Linked DNA regions of Homo sapiens: region 2 is linked to region 1. The links are chromatin contacts, found by Hi-C or POLR2A ChIA-PET in ENCODE. All regions are on one chromosome and are shown on one strand. Each heading gives the region's core, a stretch centred on a gene start or an enhancer-like site at or near the end of the contact. The rest is flanking DNA. Distances are from core to core; before and after follow the strand shown. Region 1 overlaps EVC2 (EvC ciliary complex subunit 2). Region 2 holds the start of EVC2 (EvC ciliary complex subunit 2).

The links. A loop is a pair of places that touch in the nucleus more often than their neighbours do. ChIA-PET counts read pairs that join two places held with the same protein, here RNA polymerase II (POLR2A). Pooled maps may share reads with other maps.
Region 2: a loop to region 1 is called in a map of mammary epithelial cell, with 5 times the contacts of the local background. The contact joins the promoter of EVC2 here to the enhancer-like site in region 1. A Hi-C loop is called at or near these places in 1 of 168 maps with a recorded cell type or tissue (mammary epithelial cell), 1 of 37 single-sample maps with no recorded cell type and 1 of 50 pooled maps. POLR2A ChIA-PET finds 5 or more read pairs at or near these places in 1 of 52 experiments (PC-3).

What each region holds. Positions count from the first base shown.
Region 1 is chr4:5,633,213-5,638,155 of GRCh38, forward strand. The region is part of intron 10 of EVC2 (EvC ciliary complex subunit 2); the gene reads right to left. Among named protein-coding and RNA genes, the nearest start is that of EVC2, 73 kb to the right of the region's middle. Within about 2 kb of position 2,724, at least 3 of the 41 ENCODE cell types and tissues checked have a DNase peak (open chromatin) inside an H3K27ac peak, as active enhancers do; they include PC-3 and mammary epithelial cell, where a contact is called at or near this core.
Region 2 is chr4:5,706,696-5,711,638 of GRCh38, forward strand. It overlaps EVC2 (EvC ciliary complex subunit 2), which reads right to left and starts at 1,864. Exons shown (of 22, transcript NM_147127.5): 1 at 1,591-1,864. The coding sequence starts at 1,818. EVC (EvC ciliary complex subunit 1) reads left to right here and starts at 4,506. Exons shown (of 21, transcript NM_153717.3): 1 at 4,506-4,859. The coding sequence starts at 4,686. RefSeq lists silencers at 1,484-1,863, 1,904-1,953, 4,465-4,514, 4,565-4,714 and an enhancer at 1,804-2,423.

The DNA.
Region 1 (4,943 bases), core at 1,474-3,973:
GAAGTGAGTTCTGCAAACAGCTTGAATGAGCTTGGACCAGGACCCCAAGCTCCAGAGGAGAATGCAGCTCAGCCAAGACCCTGATTGCCAGCCTGCAACATCCTGAGCATAGGTCACAGTGAAGCTGTGCCCAGACTCCTGACCATGGACACTGAGACAATGTCACTAATGTGTGTGGTTGCTTAGGCAGGAATAGAAAACTGACACCCTCCGTTTTATAAGAGAAGAAACACAAGCTTAGAGAAGGTAAGAGCTTTCCCAAATTCTCACCCATGCTCAGCTAGGGGAGGAAGCGTGTTGAAAGCAAGTGTTCAGGCTCCAAGCTCTGAAACCACTCAAGGCAGTGACAGTGGAGCTTGTTGGTGAAGCGAAGGCAGGGAAAGGCTTACGCGTGCAGGATGCGTGGGTACAGCCATCCCAAATGGCCAATAAAGGCCTGGCCTTGGGAAGCAGGCAGGTGTGGCATCATGCCATGGCTGGGCTGAGTAGAAGCCCGAGGAAGGCAGAAGGGGCTCCGGTGCACAGGGCAAAGGCCAGAGCTCCTTCAGGCTAAACAAGGTTGGAATGCTCTATCACCCACCAGAATTCTCTGGTTTCAGTAAATAGCATCACTTGCTCCCCAATTTCCCAAGTCACAGACCTGCTCACCTCCACTTCCAATAACTCACAGAAGCTCTCAAAGGTGACATGCTGATCTCTAGCTTTCTCCGTCTCTCCAGTCCCTTTTACTTATTGTTTGATTTGTTCAGAATCTGGGCCAGAAAGACAAGCATTATTTAGAGCCTTCTAAAGAGGTCCAAGGGCCAACACATGGCATCCCCTGCCTTGCAGGTGCTCACAGCAAAGCCTAGTGGATGACAGCAGGGGCCATGAGGCTACAAGTCAAAGGCTTTTATGTGCATCCTCTTGGCAACTCTGTCAGGACCCTTGCCCATACTAATAGCTTGCCTTGCCCACCAAATAACAATTCAGTCTTTTTAAAAAGCTGATTTTATAACAAAGGATTAGATTCGACATAATGAGTCACTCTATTACAGAGAAATGGTATTCACAGCTGACTTGATCTAAATCAAAGGATGCAATTCACCAACAACCAGGAGGGTGTCAGGACCCTGAGTCTGGGCACCGCAGGGGCATTCCGCTACGAATGACTAGCTGGTGCCCAGTTATGTCGGTTCATCCATCAAAGCGACCTTCTTTTTTTGACAGTATAGAATTTGACAAGTCCCAAACTTCAATTTATTTTAATTAATAGAAATGAAATACGGGGTAATTTCCATTTAGCTTCTCACAGGCAAGATAAAAAGCAGACACACACACAAATCCTAAAATAAAATATTTGGGCCTTTTTTAGAATCATATCTCTGCCGAAGAATAAAGTATGAGGCAATGATGTATTTGTGCCATAGTGAAACACTCTCTAAAATACATGTGGACAGGACTCCCATGCCCACTTCAAAAGGGAGTTCAGAGCCTTGCAGATGTGAGTTCCACCCCTGACCTAGTTCAACCTCCTATGGCAGAGATGAGAAAACTAAGCCCTAAAGCAGGGGAGGCACACCCCTGGGCCTGCCAAACAGGGGAGGTCATGTTTCCAAATGAGTGAGGCTGCCTGGTGTGACAGGCACTAGGAACTACTGGGGAATGGGGCAAAGTGCAAAGAGCACGCCCTGCCTGTAGGGGCAGCCTCCACCCCGTCCACCAAAGGGCTCTGCAGGAATACGGACTCAACACAGCTCAGTCTTCCCATCCTTTAGCTGGAAATCTGGGTTTTCTTAAATAAAAGTTTATATTTTAAATACTGTCAACAAATGTGCTTTTTTTTTTTTTTTTTTTTTTTTTGAGACAGAGTCTCACTCTTTCGCCCAGGCTGGAGTGAAGTGCTGCTATCTTGGTTCACTGCAAACTCCGCCCTCTGGGTTCAAGTGATTCTCCTGGCTCAGCCTCCCAAGCGGCTGGGATTACAGGTGTCCACCACCATGCCCAGCTAATTTTTGTATTTTTAGTAGAGGCGGGATTTCACCATGTTGGCCAGGCTGGTCTCAAACACCTGACCTCAGGTGATCCACCTGTCTCGGCATCCCAAAGTGTTGGGATTACCACACCTGGCCACAAATGTGCATTATAAAGGAATGTGAAAGTAATGATTACTCACCCCCAACCCACTATTGAACTTCTCAATGAAAAAGACTTCAGGGAGATAAGGCACATGCATCCTATGGCTTCCAACACCTAGAAAAGCAAGTGTCCCCTGGAGGGAGTGTCCCATGGAGGGAGTAGGGGGCATAAACCTTAAGGGAGGATACAGAAGTTCCAGTGTGAGAAGCACAGGCCTGCATCAGGCTGGCTGCAGCAGCTGCTGTGCATGTTGACTCTACAGCATCACAAAGTGAAATCACGCTCGAAAGTGACGACTGTGCTGTCATACTCCCCATACTCAGAAAGACAGGCAAATTGTGAAAATGTTTTATAAAAACAAATCCATCAGAAACGGTGAAAATGTCAGAATTCTTGTGCTGAGGACAAAGACTCACACAGGGGTTAGAAAGCCTCAGGCAGCCCAGGGCAAGACATCTGCTGGGCCTCCTCTTTCAGTGGCAGAAAAGCAGCGGGGAGAGCCTGGGTATAGAAGACGAACCCCAGAGGAAGGACCCAGCTCTGAACTGGATGCAGGAAGCTGGATTGCCAGTCACTTCCCCTCCGGGCTTCGGTTTGCCCACCTTCAAGTAGAAAGAGTTCACATTCTGTGTTCTACACCACAGGCATCTTTAAAAATTACATTCAGTTATGAATCATAATAAACCCTTGTCCAAGGTTGACTCAGCGCCGAGCAATGGCTGAAGTACTATACGAGAATTAACTTACTTATACTCACAACAGCCCTCTAAGACCTCAGGCATCATGATTATCCCTGTCTTAAGGATGGGGAAAGGAGACCCAGGGTGACTGGGTAACGTGCCTACTGGAGGAAAAGAGGGAGGAAATAAACCCCAGCAACCTGCCTTCTGTGCCTATATCCCCCAATACTCTCCCCAAGGTTTCTCAATGGAGAAATGCTTTGAGAACTATAAGGCATTATATACGCATTTAAATATTATAGTATGAACAAATTTCAGCTCTACATTAATTACAGTCAGCTCTCTGTATCTGTGGGTTCTGCATCCATAAATATAACCACCTGCAGGTCAAAAATTTCTGTGTGTATTGAACACATACAGACTATTTTTTTCTTGTTGTTATTCCCTAAACAACATTCCCTAAACTATTTTTTATGCATTTATACAAACTATTTATAACTACATAACATTTACATTGTATTAGGTATTACAAGTAACAGAGGTGATTTAAAGTATACAGGAGCATTTGTGTAGGTTATGTGCAAATACGACACCATTTTATAACAGAGACTTGAGAATTTGTGGATTTTGGTATCCATGGGGGTGGGATGGTGGGGAGGGTCCTGGAACCAATGCTTCCTGGGTATCAAGGGAGGGATGACTGTACTGTACTAAACTTTACTCAGGAAAGCTGATACTGCTCCTTTTGCTTTTCTTTTTTAAAACTAATTCTTGGTGGAATAATACATCCAAAATATTTTTATGTATTTTATTTAAAGATGACTATAACACATGATGGATAATTATAAAGCAGTCTGTGGTTTTGTGAGATGGAATCACTTGCATGGACTGGAAGGAAACTAGTTCTATTAAATGCTGCAGCTCAGATACTATTTCTGGAAACAGATTGGTTCAAATAAGGCGGCTGCTTGTCTTTGAACAGAGTGACCTAGGACATCCGGAGTGATGGTGCCTGCCCAATACACGCTGGCTTGCAAGGTGGTGTGGGTGGGAGAGACAGGCTGCAGAAAAGCCCTGGAGAGAGCAGGGTCAGGAAGCCCTGAGGAGGAGAGGGACTGCGTGACAGATGGGAGTAGGGCACCGACCCAGCATCCTATCCTCATGCTCTCCGCATAAAAAAGCATTGCCCCAGGCAGTCTTTTGATAGCAAAGCCACTAGAAACATTCTAGGTGCCCCACAGGACGGGTTCACATGGGGCGCACAGCAGGGGGACGTAACCTCCACTGCAGGAGGGGGCAGTGTGCGCAGTGGTTGGGGGCATGCTGCTGGACATGAGGCTGACTGTCCTCGGGCAGGTGAACCTTCCCCAGCTCAGTTTCCTCACCTGTCAAAGTGAGATCCTCTCAGTCCCTACCTCACTGAGTTGTTGTGAACGCTAAAGAGAGTCAATGGGATGTGCTTGGAACAATGCCAGACACACCATGCATGCTAAGGAAGGATGAGCTGTTATTGTTACACATCGTATTTTTTAAGAGTATTTAATAAAATCAGCAAATGTGTATACTGTGATGTAAAGTGAAAATAAGACATATATACAACTATACAAACTGCATAATCCTTACTTTATAAAAATAAATGGATAAAGCAAAAGGCTAAAATGTATGCTGGCAACTGAGGGCAGGTGTGAAGGCTGCCTGAGCCATCCCTGTATCTCCAGGGTTAGGTATACAATAGAAACTCAACAATGGGCAGAATGAATGATCCTCTGCCACTGAGTTGTGGGATGGGCTTCTCTCTTTTTTTTTTTTTTCAGGGCTTTTTCTTTTTCAGCTTTGGTTCTGAAATCAGACAGCCTTTCTGTAAGGGGCCATATTTTAGAGTTTGTCACCTGAGGTCTCTGTTATGTATTCTTGTTTGTGTATTTGATTTTTAAAACTCTTTAAAAATGTAAAAAAACATTCTCAACTTGCAGGCCACATAAAAACAAGCTGGGTAAGATTGGGCTCATGGGTCCTTGTTTGCTGACCACTGCCTTAAGGTACTGTCGAAGCCTCCCTTATTGAGCATGTATTACGTTTAAAGGTAAAAAAAAATTGGCCATGCGTGGTGGCTCATGCCTGTAATCCCAGCACTTTGGGAGGCCA
Region 2 (4,943 bases), core at 614-3,113, 73 kb after region 1:
CTCTTTCCTGTACAGTGTGCAGAAGGGCTATGCAAGACAGGCCCAGAGAGACGGAAGAAGGCTGGTCCCATCAACAGCTGGGATGGGCGTGGGCAGGGCCAGGGCCCAGGGGACGTGCTCAAGATGCCAAGGGCACCTGAATACAGGTGCTCATTCCCAGATTCCTGCAAAGGCAGGGGTTGCCCTTGAGGGTGAGGTACTCTACACCCACCATGGTCCTAGATGGCTTCAGGCCCTTCCCAGTAGGCACCGTCCCTCCCTTCTGGCAGGGACCACCCTCAACACCACTGTGGCTGACAGAGGCCAATGTGCACCAGGATTTCTGACACTGGCTTCCCAGAAGGAAGAGCTTGTGCAAAGCAGGTGAGGCCAGGCACGCAGGCTCTGAACTCGGGGGCCAGAGAGAGAGTACAGGACAGGCCTGGGGACGCGGCTCCCTGAGCCTTGGTTTTGTCACCTGCAAAACGGGCCAGATACTCCCATCTCACAGGGCAGATGCAAGTGAAAGGACCCAGGGAACATGTTCTGTCATTGGACTTTTGAAAGCTCAGGACACTGACATGGCGTTTTTCCAGTGAAAACCTAAAGACAGAAAGGGAGCAGGGTCTCTTTTAAGAGACTAAACCTCTGCCAGTGTCGCAAGTGTCCTGGGGTAGAGAACACAGCAGGACACGACCCACCACCCTAGGAGAGAGGTGGGAGGACCTCAGGGCAGCATCAATGGGCCAGACCATTGGCCAGGGCAGTCCTGGGAATAGGAGCCTGGGTGTGCTGTCAGGGGCAATAAGGTGGAGAGAAGAGTGCCAGCATGGGACAGGAGTGGCAGAATGTCTACCAGGACAGACCACCCCAGAGGTCTGGGGGAAAATGGATGGGAGACGTGGGAAAACCATCACCAAGGGCTGGAAGTGAAGTGGTGGGACCTGAAGCCAGGGAGTGGCAGTGGGGAGTGAGGAGGGGCAGACATCCGAGCTGATTTGGAGGAAAAGGCACTAGGACTGGTGACCAGCTTTGTCGGGGGAGGTCAAGTCTAGGGCTACAGCCAGGGATCCATGCCTTTCGAGTTTAGGACCACAGAGGGAGGGCCAGGGTGAAGTAGGAAGTGGCTAAATCCATCAGCCAGGAGAGTTCAGTCACCTAAGAGTCCAGCCAAGAGCCCCCACTTTTAAAAACCGCTGCAATTTCCCAGTGCTGGCCTCTGCAAGGGGCTCTGCATATGTGAGCTCATCTAACCCACTTCCACCCTCTGGGGTGGACGCCGCGACGGCCCCGTTTCAACGATCAGGAAACTGGGGCACAGGAGTGAACTGCCCTAGGTCGAAGCTCGTAAAATGGAGAGCAGGATTCGAACCAGGGTCGCTGGTGAAGTCCAAGCCGGCAGCTGCCACACCCCGAGGAAGGTCTCCAGTTTCCCTCGAAGCTTTCTGGCCGTGAGCGGGATACACCTAAGGGCCGCGAAGCACCCTATTCAGATCCTGCCCTCCCTTCCTCATTCTTTGCGAAATACTAAGGGTCCTCCCTGCCACCGCCGGTGTAGACAAAGTCAAACCACTACAGTCAGACCGGAGCCTGGGGTCGGGCCCTCCTTACCTGCGTGCTGCTCTCGGGCCCCGCCCCGCTCCGCCCCGGAGGGATCCTCAGGCCGGGCCCAGACCTAGGAGCCACCTGGGGATCCCGGGGTGGCTGCGCGCCGAGGGGGCGCCAGCGGGGACGTGAGCTGGCGCCGAGACAGCCTCGGCCCCCCAGCGCCAGGGCCACTGCCAGGAGACCCCCGGCCAGCACCCACGTGGGGCGCCCCCGGGAGCCCGAGGGGTCCATCGCCTGTCGGGACCCGCTACCTCAAAGCGGCGGGTGCCGCCGAGTCGCTGGAGCTTCCGGACCCCAGGCCCGCCCCGCCGCCGAGCATGCTCAGTGCGAGCCGCCGCCGAAAGTTTTCTGGAACAAACACCCGCATCTGGGGCTTGGCGGGCCAGGAGGTGCCGGACGGGCGTGGGAGGGGGAGAGCGAGTTGGCGCGGCCCAGGCGCCCGGCGGCCAGGCCTGGGTTTGCTTGCGCCCAAACCGAATCAGAGCGGGTCACTCCCCTGCTCCCCGAGGTTACCAGGACCCCAAGGGCCCCTCCGCTACCGCCTACCTGGGTCTGTAAGCCTCAGCTCAGACGCACTTCCCCTGGGAACGGTTTCCTGACACACGGATGTGAATCCAGAGTTTCCCCATCCCCGCTTAGAAAACGGAGAAGCATTTGGAGCGCGGGGCCGGGAGTCCTGGAGCACCCAGAAGGTTCAGGAAAGCTCGGGGAGGAGGGGGTGGCCGCAGAGAAGGAAAAGGACCCTCACTTCCGGTTGCGTTCAGTGCAGACCAGCTGAGCACCCACTGCCCGAGCCTGCTGTGGGTCAGCCCTGGGCCGGCCCGGGTGCCCCTCGCATTCCCAGTGGGAAACAGGCCAGCCGCTGGGCCACCTCTCTGGGGACCTAGAAAGAGGGGAGCTGGTGTCTGAAGTCGCAGCCCTAAGCAAGCTCTCCCTGAACTCTCCGAGGGGACAGGGATTTGCTTTGCCAAGGGACGCAGGAGGAGGAGGAGGAGAAAGACACAAAAAGGGGGACTGGTGGAGCCTTTTGTGTGCTTCCTCATCCCTGCCTAGGTCCTGGGTGACAGCTGACACCTGTTGACGGGGGAGGGCTCCACTCCCGCCAGCCTTCCTGCGGGGCAGGCTGTTAGGCTGTCTATAAAGTCTCAGGCCAGCGAGCCTGGCCCCTGGCAGCCTCTCTCCCCATAACCCAGACCATCCAAGGACAGGCCTTTCCTGACCTAACATGGACAAGGCCATGGGGTTCGAGAAGCTGAGAATTTATAAGCCAAGTTCCCCACACCAGGGGGTACGTGGCAGCTGTCAGGCATGTGACAAGACCACAGGCTAAATGCCAAGCATGTTGCTGGACCGTTGGAGTTGTTTGACAGTCAGTCATTTAAAGGTTAATTTAATAGTCAACAACTTTATGATAAAGTAAAAAGCAAATAACCCTACATTTAAAAAATCTCCTTAGTATTTTTTATGGAGTCAGGGTCTCACTATGTTGCCAAGACTGGTCTTAAACTCCTGGGCTCAGACAATCCTCCACTTGAGCCTCCCAAAGTGCTGGGATTACAGGCGTGAGCAACCACACCTGGCCCAAACACCACATTTTAAAAACTAAAGCCTAAGCATTCATGGAAATGTAAAACAAGAGCGTCAAGTTATTGCCCCCATACATGTCCCCAGGAACCTTGGAGATGCTTCTAAGGTAATATATAAGAAGCTCCACATAGCAGAGAGTTTGCCCTGAAGCCAGACACAGGTGTAAATGAGACAAGAATTCTGCCCCACTCCTTAATTGCAAATGAGTCACCTCTCCTCTCCAGCTGTCAGTTTCTTCATTTATTAAAAAAAGATGAAGAATTTGGATAACAGTTCCCATCTTGCCATGAGGAAATGATGAAACAAACTAGAAACAAGCTGGACATCTAGGCTGAAAGGACAAAGCCCTCCTCTGCTGAAGCAGATCCCCATGGTGTCCCCTAGCCCGGCCCACACAGGGAATTAAGCTCCACAGGGTAGGTGTGTGTGTGTGTGTGCCCCTGAGTGCAAGTGTGCAGTCGTGCATGTGCATGTGTGCTTTACCCAGGCACCCAGGACAAAAGCAAACATCTAGTAGCTACCCCATAAATGTTTGTTTAAAGCAAACACAGTGATGAACTCCTTTAATTTTTTATCACTCTAAACAACTGTGAGATACTCACTAGCCTGGACACTGCCTGGTTTGTGGCTGGCCTATCCCCCAGCCTGCAACACACACACAACAGATTCTCTCCAAGTGCTGAGTAAATGAAGGATGGTGCAGTGTCCTGGTCCTAGTGGGGAGCGGGTGTAAGGGTCTCTTTATCCATTGTCTCAGTGGGGAGTGGGTGTAAGGGTCTCTCTACCCTTGGTCCTAGTGGGGACTAGGTGTAAGGGTCTCTCTACCCATCGTCTCAGTGGGGTCTGGGTGTAAGGATCCCTTTACCCATCCTCCTAGTGGAGACTGAGTGTAACGGTGTCTCCACCCATTGTCTCGACCTTCCCTGGGACAAAATAAGATTAAAACAGGAGTCTTCGCGTGAGCAAGTTCAGAGGCGTGGAGGGCGGTGTGTTCCCGGGAAGGTTGATGGGTAGAGGTTAGGGGCAAGGGCAGGGGGTTGGAATTGCATTGATCCCAGCGTCTTCATCAGGAGGATGGGCGGAGCACCCACCGCAGAGGGTTATTGAGAAAGTTAATGAGATCATTAAGCTAAATGCGTAGCATATTCTAAGCCTCAAAAAACTTAAAGGAGCCTTCTAAGCCTCAGTAAAGTTAAAGGGGTGGAAACCGGGCCCCCCTCCGGAAGGGTCCGGGGCTGGGAGGCGCGTCTGTCTCTGGGCATGCTCAGTGCAGGGGCAGGGCTGGGGCGGGGGTGGCTGAAAGTTTTGAGCGGTGATCCAGGCTCCTCCCTCCGGCTCGGCGAAGCAGGGAAGGGGAGAGAAGCAGGAGTCGGGAGACTGCACAGGCCAGAAAGTCTGCGGAGCGGGCCGCGCCCCTGGCCCGCCCGGGCTCCAAGTCCCGCGTCGCCGCCCTGGCGGGGACGGTGCAGCAGGCGGCGGGATGCGGCGGGGCGGCAGCCTGAGCGCCCCGGATGGCCCGCGGCGGGGCGGCCTGCAAGAGCGACGCGCGGCTGCTGCTGGGGCGGGACGCGCTGCGGCCGGCGCCCGCCCTGCTGGCCCCCGCCGTGCTGCTGGGCGCCGCGCTCGGCCTCGGCCTCGGCCTTTGGCTTGGCTGCCGCGCGGGCCGCCAGCGCACGCGACACCAGGTGGGTCGGCCGAGCAGACAGCGGCGGGGCGGGGAGCGCGGGGCGCGTGGCTTCTGGGTCCTGCGGGCCCGGAGCCCCGGCTCT